Linked DNA regions of Homo sapiens: region 2 is linked to region 1. A link is a contact called in ENCODE Hi-C data. All regions are on one chromosome and are shown on one strand. The core of a region is the stretch at or near the end of the contact, and the rest is flanking DNA. Distances in the headings are between cores, read along the strand shown. Region 1 holds the start of RPSA (ribosomal protein SA). Region 2 holds the start of ULK4 (unc-51 like kinase 4).

Region 1 (6,740 bases), core at 2,384-4,883:
TGTCAACATTGAAATAAAGTCTTACTACATAATTTTTAAATCTGTCAAAATAGTTAAGATGAATAAAATCCCTGTTAGAACTCTTAGAATTCAAGAAATCTACTAGTTTTCTCAACAGAAAAATTATTAAAATAGAGCTGTGGCAAAAAAGATTCAAGTTTTACTAACTAGTCATTTCTTAAAAATACAAATTAAGGTATTTTTCATTCAAGTTGGCAGAGGTTCTCTTTGAGACAAGGCCTCACTCTGTCACTCAGGCTGGGATGCAGTGGACAGTCTTGGCTCCCTGCTGCCTCAACCTCCTGTGTTCTAGCAATCTTCCCACCTTAGCCTCAGCTGAGACTACAGGCACGCCAACACCACACCCAGCTCGTTTTTGTTAATTTTGGTAGAGACGGAGTTTTGCCACGTTGCCCACCCTGGTCTCGAACTTCTGGGCTCAAGCAAGCCACCAGCCTCAGCCTCACAAAGTACCCCATATTACAAAAGCATGAGCCACCCATGACTGGCTTTTTTAAGAAACAGGATCTCACTCTGTGCCCCAGGCTTGGAGTGCAGTGGCAAAATCATAACTTACTGCAGCCCCCAGCTCCTGGACTTGAGGGATCTCCTGGCTCAGACTCCCAATTAACGGGAACTATGGGTGCATGCCGTCATGACTGGCTAAGATTCTTAAAAAATTTCTGTCCCAGTATTTCATTGTTTTAAGGTAAAAACTTTGACTATGGGAAAATGTGATAAGCCACTTTAATAGAATTTCTAGATATTTAGTGGCACAAGTCTACACAAAATGAAATTATAAAGTTCAACATACTGCCAGATGCCCAGCATGTATGTTGAAAAGGTCTTACAGGCTGGGCGCAGTGGCTTACGCCTGTAATCCCAACACTTTGGGAGGCCGAGGTGGGAGGATCACTTGAGATCAGGCGTTTAAGACCAGCCTGGCCAAATGGTAAAACCATGTCTCTACTAAAAATACAAAAATCAGTCAGGCATGGTGGCACATGCCTGTAATTCCAGCTACTCGGGAGGATGAGGCAGGAGAATCCCTTGAGCTTAGGAGGCAAAGGCTGCAATGAGCCGATATCACACCACTGCAGTCCAGGATGGACAACAGGCAACAGAGCGAGAGACTGTCTTGAAGGAAAAAAAAAAAAAAAAAAAAAAAGGAAGGTCATAGGTCATAAGGGCGATTTCTATGGCTCAGTCCAACTTAAGATCTCTTAACAGTGGAGTTTGAGTTTTCTATTTTCTTTTTTTTTTTTTTTGAGACAGAGTCTCGGCTCTGTCACCCAGGCTGGAGTACAGTGGCGCATCTCAGCTCACTGCAAGCTCCGCCCACCGGGTTCACGCCATTCTCCACTTTGGCCTCCTGAGTAGCTGGGACTACAGGCACCCGCCCCCACGCCCAACTAATTTTTTGTATTTTTAGTAGAGATGGGGCTTCACCGTGGTGTGGATCTCCTGACCTCGTAATACGCCGGACTCCACCTCCCAAAGTGCTGGGATTACAGGCGTAGCCACCGCGCCCGGCCTGAGTTATTTCTGTTTTCTTATGTCTTTCTATGTCTCACAATGTCTGTAAGCTTTATTTCTATAATATAAAAACTAACCACTGTTCCACAAACCTGGCCAGTATTCCTGGAGGATATAACACTGACATCAGCAGGGTTTTCAATGGCAACAATTGCACGAGCTGCCAGCAGAAGCTTCTCCCAGGTCCTCTTGAGATTTATGATATAGATGCCTAAGTGAGGGCAGAAGGATTTGTAACACTTGACCTGGCTGTGCAAACATTCTTCTCAAGTTTACTCTATGTGGCAGCGAGTACTACCAAACTCCAGTCATAGAGGCAAGCTCTACTGGTGTTAGCGAAAATCCTGCCATTGATATAGCACACTTCCGACACTCAGAAGTTCATGAGCCAAGACTGGCCTCCACCCTGAGCTTTAATAGTGTGCAGCCTAGATTCAGTTGGCTAAATCCATCTTTCCTTTCTCTTTCCCTGTACTTATTCCATCATTGGTTCTTAATAATCCACTTCCTGGCTTTCTGCCACTCTTTCCCTTTTATAATCTGCACTGATGCAAGATTCATCCTAAAACTCCTTTACAGCATGTCACTCCCAAGTCCTTGGTAGCTTTATCTCTAAAATAAGTAAGTGCCTTAGCCAACTTAATGCCTTCCATCCTCTGGTTCTTCCAAACCATATTGTTCATTCCCACCTCTTACCCCACTTTCCACTCAAAATTCAGTTCAATAGCCTGTGTAAGTACCTATGAAGTTGAAGGCACTATGCGAGCTATTAGAAACTCAGCCAATGAACTTTCTCATGTTCATGACCCAACCCAAGTCCCGTAACTCAGACAACTGACATATTCCTCCCCTGGAGCAGAAATCTTTTCTCTCAATAACAAGAACATTTATTTAAAGTATGTTTTCAACGTAGGGGTCTGGCTTCATTTAAGGAAGATAGAAAGAAATTACCCAGAACTAACCACGAGAATAGCAAGCTCAAAATTTGTACTTACAGCTGGAGTAACAAAAAATTAAAGCAATGACTAACCATCACTTTTCCTTTTATAGATGTACTGTTCCATCTGGAAGTCAAGATTGGTGCCACCTAAGTGGGTTCCTGCTGCAAGGAACTTAAGGACATCCTCCTCCTTCATTTGCAGGACATCAAGGGCTCCGGACATTGTGAAAATTTCCCTTTAAGTTACGACGGGAATCTGAAATAAGAGAGCAACCTATTTCTTTTCATTCCATTGAGTTAAGTAGGGCACACCCTTAAAAGCAACCAAAAACTCCATCTGCTATAGTGTCAGGCATTGAGCTTACAGTGTAGTGAAGGGTAAACAGAAAGTTAACCCATACATGTCGTGTATTACGGAACAGCGCACATCTTACTGAGGAAATAGTGTGGACGGCAGAGTAACCGAGTAATAAAACTACACGAAATTAGCGAATGGAAATTCAACACTTCTCAAGATAGGAATTAAGGAAAAGTTGTGGATGCGCCAAGTTAACAACTAGATACAAAAGAGCAGCCATGTTTGGAATATGCAAACTAAAGGCAAAAAAGGCATGAATTGTTTTCAGACATTTTCAAGCAGATTGTAGGCGGATGCTTTGGAATTACTTCGCTGTGCTGTCACCACTTGTTTGTCTAAAAACCCGAGAACCTTAACTCCTGACCCGCACGGCGCGAAGGGAAAACCCGACCAGCCCAAGTAGCTGGTGTAAATCAGCGCCTGGGCCTAGACTCACCGCCGTGTGGGACTCCGAAGGGATAGCAACACAGGATGTTAGCCCGCTTTCTGCACTCCCGCCCACCCGCGGCCTGGTCCGAACCCCAGCTCGGAGCCTCCGCTGGAGGGCGGCCTCCACCCGCTCCCGGGGCACTCTGGGAACCCGCCAGCCCGAGCCTGGCCACGTGCGGGCCGCAGGCCTAAGGTGGGGCGCGCCGGGCGGGAGACAGATCCAGTCTGACCGGCTTTCATCACTAGTCTTCTCACCCTTCATTTGAGCAGGAAAAGCTCATTTTTCTAGCCCTGGAAGGCGCCAGGGACGCTACACGGAACTCACCCAGAACAACGCCGTATGGACCCCTCTGCAGGTAGCACGGAAAAGACAGGCGGCAGGAAATGACGTCCTTATGTACTCCGTTGTCAGCCAATGGCAAAGAAAGTCGAGCGGAAGAAGGGCGGAGCCGGAGAAGAACGCTGCCGGGACTGGGCTTTTTCTTCAGGAAGGCGGGCTTGCGCCGCAGGAGCGGGCCTCTGGGCTGTAGCCGGTAGCGGCATCCTGGTCGGATCTGGGGCGCTTGTGACTTTGGGGTTTCTAGTGCCACAGCGACGCCCTGTGCATAATTCCTGTCCAGAGCGCGGAACTCAAGTTAGTCAGCCAGGCGGGGCGTTCTTACCCAGCCCTTGTACCTGCGAATATGAGCGGCTTTCTAGCCTAAGCTGCCATTTTGTTACCTGAAAAGTAGGAAGGTTTGTTCGACACAACAAATTGTTAGGTAAACAAAAACTTGAAGATTTATTTTATTTTATTTTCCTGGAGAACAGTTTAACAGGACGTAATTCAGATTTAAATGTTCACTTAAGGGAAGTTTTCTCTGAAAAAGTTAAAAAAGATAAGATTGAACTGATCGTATGCGTTATGTCTATCTCATGTATCTATCCATCTATCACCTGGGGGAAGTTTCCCTGAAAAAGTTAAAAAGGACAAGATTGAACAGATGGTATGGATTATATCTATCTTTTTTTTTTTTTTTTTTTTGGTAGAAGAAAAATTTTGCAATATCCATCAGTAGGAGATAAGTTTGCCGGGCGCGGTGGCTTGTGCCTGTAATCCCAGCACTTTGGGAGGCCGAGGTGGGTGGATTGCCTGAGCTCAGAAGTTCAAGACTAGCCTGGGAAACATGGGGAGACCCCCATCTCCACAAAAAATACAAAAATTAACCAATCATGATGGTGCGTCCCTGTAGTCTCAGCTACTCAGGAGGCTGAGGCAGGAGGATAGCTTGAGCCTAGAGGTCAAGTCTGCAGTGAATGTGATTGCACCGCTGCACTCCAGCCTGGGCAATAGAGCGAAATTCTGTCTCCAAAAAACAAACAAAAAAATAGGAGTTAATTGAAGGGGCGCGGTGGCTGTAATCCCAGCACTTTCGGAGGCTGACGCGGGCGGATCCCTTGAGGCCAGGAGTTCAAGAGACCAGCCTGGCCAACATGGCGAAACCCGGTATCTACTAAAAATTCAAAAATTAGCCAGGCATGCCTGTAATCCCAGCTACTGGGGAGGCTGAGGCGGGAGAATTGCTTGAACCCAGGAGGCAGAGGTTGTAGTGAGTGGAGATTGCGCCACTTGCACTCCAGCCTGGGCGACAGAGTAAGACTCCGTCAAAAAAAAAAAAAGTGCAGGTTCCTCTCTGGGGCCTGCTGAGTCAATCTGATTTCTGAGCCCACCCTAAAATGAACTCGTAGACCCTTATGGCCACTCTTCCAAAGGACAGCACATCCAGGTTCTCCTGCAAGTGGCTCTGCAGCTCCACTGAAGCCAGTATGATTTTCTGAGGAGCTTGGAAACCCTTGGACCCTAGCACAGGTCACCCCCAGGCTGCTCTGCTTCATCACCCACCAAGGCTGAAGCACCTGGGGCTTGAGGGACAAATTCAGAGAAGTCACAGCCCCTTGCGGCAAATGCAAATGCCTCCCGCTTCTACGCTTTGTTATGGGAAGAGGAGGCATTCAGTTTGTTGGCAGAAACTCAGGCCACAAGCCTCCTCAGAGGCCCCTGAGTCCCAAAACAATGCCCTGCCCCCTGCACCCAAATGTACTCCTGCTTAACCCTTCACGTGTGGATTGGGATTGCTGAGTAGTGAGTGCAGCTCTGCAGGGTTCCTCCAGGGGCCTCAGCCTTGGCATTAGGATCACCTGGGCAGCTTTTAAAATCTTACACCTGGGCTGAATATATCAGAATCTCTGAGTGAGACCCAAGCATCAGTAGCTTTTAAAGCTCTTGTAGGGGCTTCCCCTCCACCCTCTGAGTGTTCACTGCTAAAATGAACTGACAATAGACAAATTAACAGGAGAAGAAACATACACTTTTTTTTTTTGAGACGGAGTTTTGCTCTTGTTGCCCAGGCTGGAGTGCAGTGGCTCAATCTCGGCTCAACGAAACCTCCACCTCTCGGGTTCAAGCAATTCTCCTGCCTCAGCCTCTCGAGTAGCTGGGATTATAGGCATGCGCCACCACACCCGGCTAATTTTGTATTTTTAGTAGAAATGGGGTTGCTCCATGTTGGTCAGGCTGGACTTGAACTCCTGACCTCAGGTTATCTGCCCACCTCGGCCTCCCAAAGTGCTGGGATTACAGGCGTGAGCCACCACACCAGGCCAAACATACACATTTATTAATGTGCTTATGCACAGGAGCCACACGAAATATAAGACTCAAAGAAGGGCCAGATGGCTGAAGCTTAAATAGCATCTACTTCACAGGGAAGGGAGATGGGATGGTAAACAATTTAGAGGGCTAGTAAGTGATTTTTGGAAGGATAGGAATGAGTTCAAAGAACAGAAAATTTGCCTGAGACAAAGTTCCTGTGAGCTCTGGGGGAAACAGCAGCAAAGGGTAAGGGGAGGAACTTCACTGTGACCAAAGGTTGCCTTATTAGGCAAATAATGTCTCCTGGAAAATCTCTCAAAAGCTGCCCTCAGAAAAATAGATGAAGAGTCTGTCTGGGCATGGTGATGACTTTTAGTCTTTTCTCTTCCCAGTGGTTAATATTTCCTGGTTACCTGATGAGATTCTTAGGGAGGAAGTTTTAAGACTATTGTATTTTATTCTGGAGGAACCTACCTTATTCAGATAAGGGAACTTCAGACAAAGCCCCTCCGGATGCTTTGGGAAAAGGGGATTGAGAGATGGGGTTAGGGGAAGGTCAGAAAGAAACCTTGGTTCTGACGCTATTTCAGAAGCCTTTCAATTTTCTTTAATTCAAAGCATGCAGCATGCCAAAGTGCCTTATTCAGTCAGGGGTATCATTTTCTGAGCCCCAACATTTTCCAGATGATTCCAATGTGCAGCCATATTGAGTTTAAAAACCACGATCCTAGACTCTAGAGTATTTCTTCTTTATTTTATGTAATTTTTTTTTTTTTGAGACAGTCTCATTCTGTCACCCAGGCTGGAGTGCAGTAGTGTGATCTCAGCTCACTGCAACCTCTGCT
Region 2 (6,740 bases), core at 3,013-5,512, 2.6 Mb before region 1:
TTAATTAGCATATAATGGGCAGTGAGGATGACCAGAGGCCACTTTTGTCACCATCTTGGTTTTGGTGGGTTTTGGCTGGCTTCTTTACTGCAACCTGTTTTATCAGCAAGGTCTTTTGACCTCTAGCTTGTGCCGACCTCCTCTCTCATCCCGTGATTAAGAATGTCTATCCACCTGGGAATGCAGCCCAGAAGGTCTCAGCCTTATTTTACCCAGCCCCTATTCGAGATGGAGTCACTCTGGTTCGCATTTCTCTGACAGAAGCATCCAAGGAACTTAGGCTAAGAAGACCCAGGATCTGATATTGCTTCTGACATGAACTTTTAGGTTATTTATAAAAACTCAGAATAAACAAAATATTTCAAAGTTTTAATCTTCATTAATTTGACAGTAGTCCAGGAGGAGACGTTTTCCCTACCAAACCTGTTAAATACACAGAACTGACAATAATGGATGCTGAGACTCTTGAGAAGGCAGGAAGGGTCAGAAGTAAAAGGAGATGTGATTTACCTGAGATCAGAACAGTTTTTCTAGATGGTTGTTTGAAAAGTGTGGTGCTCAACTTGCAACATTGACATCACCTGGTAAGTTGATAGAAATGCAAAATTTTAGGCCCCATTGAGATACAGAATCAGAAGTTTTGTAGGTGGAGCCAGAAATCTATGTTTTAACAAGAGCTCCAGGTGATTCTGATGGTAAAGTTTGCAAACCACTTTTGCATTGAAGGATGCTGAAGAGGGGAGCTGGTTCATTTTCTCACCTCTGGATGATCATAAAGAATCTGTCAGCCGGGCGCGGTGGCTCACACCTGTAATCTCAGCACTTTGGGAGGCCGAGGCGGGCAGATCACCTGAGGTCGGGAGTTCAAGACCAGCCTGACTAACATGGAGAAACCCCTGTCTCTAGAGTGTAGCTAGGTTAGCACTCTAGCCTGCGCAACAAGAGCTAAACTCTGTCTCCAAAAAAAAAGAATCTCTCATTCAAGCACATAGAAACTTCCTTCTTTAGGCAAAGCATTGCATTAAATGCTGCAGAAAAGAAATTTATTTTTTACTTCATACAAAGAGGCATTAAATAATAACAATGCATGTAAAGTTAGCAAAAAATAAAATTTCTTTTTAAATTTCCTTTTTACAGACAGGATTTTGCGCTGTTGCTCGGGCTGGAGTACAGGCTCCAGTGTATCTGGTGGTTGAAACTTGCAAGTGTGGAGCTTTGAAAGCCGTAAGTGATGGTTGACAAAAAGAGTTAAACTCTGTAAAATATTTAAAGAGATTTATTCTGAGCCAAATCTGAGTGACCATGGCTCGAGGCACAGTCTCAAGAGGCCCTAGGAACATATGGCTAATGTCTCACGTGTCCGTGTGAAGAGACCACCAAACAGGCTTCGTGTGAGCAACAAGGCTGTTTATTTCACCTGGGTGCAGGTGGGCTGAGTTTGAAAAGAGAGTCAGCAGCGGGTGGTGGGATTATCGTCAGTTCTTATAGGTTTTGGGATAGGCGGTGGAGTCAGGAACAATGTTTTGCGGGCAGAGGATGGATCTCACAAAGTACATTTTCAAGGGTGGGGAGAATTACAAAGAACCTTCTTAAGGGTGGGGGAGATTACAAAGTAAATTGATCAGGTAGGGTGGGGCAGAAACAAATCACAATGGTGGAATGTCATCAGTTAAGGCTATTTTCACATCTTTTGTGGATCTTCAGTTGCTTCATGCCATCTGGATGTATACGTGCAGGTCACAGGGGATATGATGGCTTAGCTTAGGCTCAGAGGCCTGACAGCTAAGGTGACTGAGCTGCAGCTCGGTTTTACATGTTTTACGGAGAAATAAGACATCAATCAATACATGACATAAGGTATTGGTTGGGTCAGGAAAGGTGGGACAACTCGAAGCTGGAAAGAGCTTCTACATCATAGGGTGGATTTAATAGGTGATTGGTGTTATGCCACGACTACGCCAATTGTCAGGTTCCAGCCCCCAGCTGAGGTCCAAGGGGAGTGGGTGGATGGGCGAATAACTGAAAGAACACAAGGAGGGTTGGGGGCGTGTAGGCAAGTGAAATGTAGTTTTATTCAGCGGCTGTGTCATCAGCAGCTTAATCACACTAGCTCTCTCACACTGTCCACCTTTATCTCGGCTGTCTGTTCTGGCTCTGTGGCTCCTGTTGCCCCCATGCCTGCAGCTGCACACCCTGGCCTGCAAAGCCAGCTCTGTCAGGGTCAGCAGCTTAACTCTCCCTCTGGGCACAAGCTGGTTCCTGGCTCGGCTCCCCTCTGCCCACCTTAAGGGCAACCGCTCTCCCTTAGAGGGGTTAGTAGCATTACTCTGGGCACCAGTGCACGAACCGGGTCGTGTCGTGCTGAACTCAGACCTGGGCACAGTGTCAGCAGGGCAGTTATACCTTCTACAGACAATAGTGGCTCAGATCCAAGTATGAACTTACATAAACGGGTTACATAACAAGTGGAATATGCGCCTGTGTCCTAAACTCGCTGAGCCACTCTGGCCCGGATGTCCACCTTGGCCTATTCCTTGACCAAAGCACATCCATATACCCTACAATTGGCAATTGGTTAAAAGAGTTATTATATAAAGACCTGGAGCCAATAGAAGGCAGTGTCTGGGTTGAGATAAGAGGTTGCAGAGACCAGGGTTCTTGTTCTGCAGATGAAGCCTCTATGTAGCAGGTTTCAGAGAGAATAGATTGTAAATGTTTCTTATCAGACTTAAAACAGGTGTCAGGTTCTCAGTTAATTCTCTCCAGCATCAGGGAAAAGACCTGGAAAGACAAGGGGATTCTTTACAGAATGTAGATTCCCCCCAGAAGAGATAGCTCTGCAAGGCCATTTCAAAATATGTCAAATAAATATATTTGGCCAGGCACGGTGGCTCACACCTGTAATCCCAGCACTTTGGGAGGCCAAGGCGGGTGGATCACCTGAGGTCAGGAGTTCAAGATGAGCTTGGCCAACACAGTGAAACCCTGTCTCTACTAAAAATACAAAAATTAGCTGGTGTGGTGGCACACGCCTGTAATCCCAGCTACTTGGGAGGCTGAGGCAGGAGAATCACTTGAACCCAGGAGGTGGAGGTTGCAGTGAGCCGAGATTGCGCCACTGCCCTCTAGTCTGTGTGATGCAGCGAGACTGTCTCAAAAAAAATATATATATATATACGTATATGAGTATATATGTATACATAAGAGTATATGTGTGTGTGTGTTTGTCTATGTGTGTGTATATATATATCAGGATAAAATACTTCAATGTCTTTTGGGGCCTGCTGCCATGTTGGTATCTTATTGCTGCAAAAAAGTCTGTTTTGTCAGTCTTAAGGTCTCTGTTTAATGTTAACGCTGGTCAGCTGTGCCTGTATTCCAACGGGAGGAGGGTATAATGAGGCCTGTCCCACCCCATCTTCCCATCATTGCCTGAGCTAGTTCTTCAGGTTAACTTTGGCGTGCCTTTGGCCCAGAGGAGGGATCCACTCAGTTGGTAGGGGGGCTTGGAACTTTTATTTTTAGTTTACACAATCAACTTGAGATCAGAGTGTCTCATCTGTTTCCTCCATCTCCAAAAAGGAAGGTAATTCACAGCCTTCTCTTTTCTAAATGGTGAGGACCCCGGGGCCCCTGCTTCTGAGGCGTTGGTTATCCAGACTATGCCACCATGTCTACCTGAGCTCCCAGAAGAAGCCAGAAAGAAAAGAATGGAAGGAAACAGAAGGACAGTGGGAACGGGAAGAGAAGAAATGACGAGGTCTCAGTTCTCCACACTCTAGCCTCAGCACCCACTTAAGATTGAAGAGTAGTCCCTCACGGGCTCCCACTTCGGACTCTGGCCAATAGGAACTGAGACTCTTAACCAATCAGCGCTTTGCGTTTTTCCAGCGTTCTGCGTGCTGCCATGGAGATGGAATGAGCAAATCCAAACATAGAGGGATGGTGGGCCGACCACTATGACTGTTACTCCAGCACTTCCCGCCCCAGTCTCTGGCCTGTGGGCTCGTCCAAAGGCAGGGCGTGATGCCCTTTGGGTGGAGGGAGGGGCCCTCGTGGTCTCTCACTTCCGGGCCCCAGCCAACAGGAACGGAAACTGCACAGCCAGTCGGCTTCCTGAGCTTCTTCCGGCGTTCTGTGTGCTGCCGTGGAAACCGTATGGACGAATCCAAACCTGGAGGGGCGTCGCCTCCGTAAGGCTGGTCGGCTTCTTCCGCGCGTTCCGCTTTGCTTCACTGCTTTCTCCCCCATTCTTGGGCCTGTGGACCTGTCCTGAGGCAGAGGCCGAGATGCGCGCAACCGCGGGAGCAGCCAAGTGGACTGGACTCTTTTCTTGACTTAGCTACCAGGTGCGTGGCAGTGGCGGTTTTAGTAGCTACGAGTCTGAGTTCGTGTCTGCCTAAGCGGTCGCGGAAGAGCGCGCAGGCCTGCCGGGGCGGGTGGGTGGTGGCGCCTGGCCGCCCTCTCTCCTTCTGCCAGTGGACCCCGTACCCCCTGCGCTCCCCTGCTTTGCGCTCGTGTTAAAAAAGCCGCCCGTTTTTATCCGGGCGTTAGTTAAGGGCACACGGGACGCCTCTTCTAGGACCTGGGTGCAGCGGGGAGAGAGAGTGCTTGTGTGTTTCGGCTTGGGAGATGTGCTTTATGGACGCCATCTCTTAACTTCCCAGAGCGGACCGCGTCTTCACCGCCCTGCAGCGCTTCCTAGGCTCCCAGCCGGTCTCGCGGACTGATGCCTACGGACGTAGCGAGGCCGCGAAAGCCGCCGATTCGCCCGCCGCGAGTTGCCTGGGGAGCGGGGGGGGGGGGGGGGGGGGTGAGTGACTACGTAGCGCCCCTGAGTCTGTGATAATTGAGTCTGTGAAGTGCGGCGAGGAGGAGCACCTATGGAGTGCTTAGTGTGGCGCGCGCCATCGGTTACATCTCGGGGTTGATTTGGCTGGCATTTCGCAGACTTGAGCGCATCCCAGTCACCCCAGGGCGTGTAGTAACACAGAAGGCCAGGCCCTACCGCCGTAGTGTATGATTCCGTAAATTTGGGGCAGGGCCGATAACTTTTTCTTTTGTATTAAGTCCCAGGTGATGCTCATGCTTCTGGTGCGGGAGTCATGATTGTGCTGAAAGTGGGCACCTGTGCGCTCTTATCACCTGTTCGCTCTCAGCGTTCCTTGAATGTAGGACCTGCCCCCGACTCTTAAATGCCTCATTTGCACCTGTATGTGATTTGCTCTGCCTTCTGGCTTCTTAGATGCTTCTTAGGTGAACTTGTGAATTAAGAGAGACTTCCTTAGGAGCACTATAGGTTAAGAGACTAAACTGTGGTTTCTGGGAAAGCACACTCGAGTGAGAAAACCATGAAGAAACCTAAGGAAGTGATGACTACGAAAGTCAGGGGGTGGTTAACTTTTGGGGATCAGGAGGGGTGGTGATTGAGACAGGCTCACAGAGGGGCTGCTTGTGTGGCTGGCAAAGTCCTATTTCCTGACTTTGGGTGGTGATTAGAAGGGTGTCCCTCTTTAGTAATTCATTAAACTATGTATTCTGTGGAGTTTTCTGTACTTGTGTTTTATTTTATAATTAAGAGGTTACAGCTTTAAAAATGAATATTAGGAAGTCTGTAATGGGGAACGTGTTTGGACTGAGTCAAAGAATCTTAAAGTCATGGAATTTCAACTATTAATAAGTTATTGAAAGATAACTTAGTGCCAGGCGCGGTGGCTCACACCTGTAATCCTAGCACTTTGGAAGGCCGAGGCAGGCGGATCACTTGAGGCCAGGAGTTCTAGACCAGCCTGGGCAACATAGTGAAACTCCATATCTACCAAAAACACAAAAAATTAACTGGGTGTGGTGGTGTGCCAGAGGCTGAGGTGGCTACTCTGGAGGCTGAGGCACGAGAATCGTTTGAACCCTGGAGGTGGAGGTTGCAGTGAGCCTAGATCTTGCCCCTGCACACCAGCCTGGGCCACTGAGTGAGACCCTGTCCAAAAAAAAAAAAGAAAATCATTTGATCCAATTCTTATTTTACTCTAAGGAAACAGCCTTAGAGAGGAGAAATGCTTGAAAGTAACAAACCACCCTATCTAAGCAGATTTATAACTAATGTGTTTTGTTAATTTCAGACTGAAATTGTCCACATGTGACTTGATGGTCAGATGTGACTAAAGATTAAGGAAATGAATTTGGCCTAAATCAAATTCAAAATTTCAAGATGGGCTGGATGGTGGCTTGCACCTGTAATTCCAGAATTTTGGGAGGCTGAGGCAGGAGGATTGCTTGAGCCCAGGGGTTCAAGACCTAGCCTCCTTTAAAAAAAAAAAAAATCAAGATTTTACTTAATTTTTTCCCTTGTAGCCTAAAACCTTATTTTCAAGAAATCAGTTATACATACTGTATGAAAACTTATTTTATCATCTTATCCTGAGATATCCTAATGTAGACAATTTGTGAACACTTAAGGTTTCTGATTATATTTTTTCTGGCTTAGTAACTTCCCATCTTAACATACTGTCAGTTTAATCTTATTTTGGTTATAATACATACCATATAGCTGGGACTACAGGCATGCACCACCATGCCAGGCTATTTTATTTGTGTAGAGTCGGGATCTCACCATGTTGCCCAGGCTGGTCTTGAACTCTTGGCTTCAGACAATCCTGCCTCCACCTCCGAAAGCGTTGGGATTACAGACATGAGGCACTGTGCTAGGCCAGGATTGGTTCTTTTTAATGAATGGGTTTTAG

The links. Hi-C counts contacts between places; a loop is a spot of excess contacts on that map. Pooled maps may share reads with other maps.
Region 2: a map of CD4-positive, alpha-beta T cell shows a loop between it and region 1 (9-fold over the local background). The contact joins the promoter of ULK4 here to the promoter of RPSA in region 1. A Hi-C loop is called at or near these places in 3 of 168 maps with a recorded cell type or tissue (CD4-positive, alpha-beta T cell and naive thymus-derived CD4-positive, alpha-beta T cell) and 12 of 50 pooled maps.

What each region holds. Positions count from the first base shown.
Region 1 is chr3:39,403,613-39,410,352 of GRCh38, reverse strand. It overlaps RPSA (ribosomal protein SA), which reads right to left and starts at 3,633. Exons shown (of 7, transcript NM_002295.6): 1 at 3,589-3,633; 2 at 2,567-2,732; 3 at 1,629-1,747. The coding sequence starts at 2,699. SNORA6 (small nucleolar RNA, H/ACA box 6) reads right to left here and starts at 1,962; the gene lies at 1,814-1,962. RefSeq lists enhancers at 744-1,535, 3,600-3,739, 3,121-3,912, 5,498-6,290 and silencers at 1,805-1,854, 3,250-3,429.
Region 2 is chr3:41,959,625-41,966,364 of GRCh38, reverse strand. ULK4 (unc-51 like kinase 4) reads left to right here and starts at 4,262. Exons shown (of 37, transcript NM_017886.4): 1 at 4,262-4,349. RefSeq lists enhancers at 3,933-3,982, 4,133-4,292.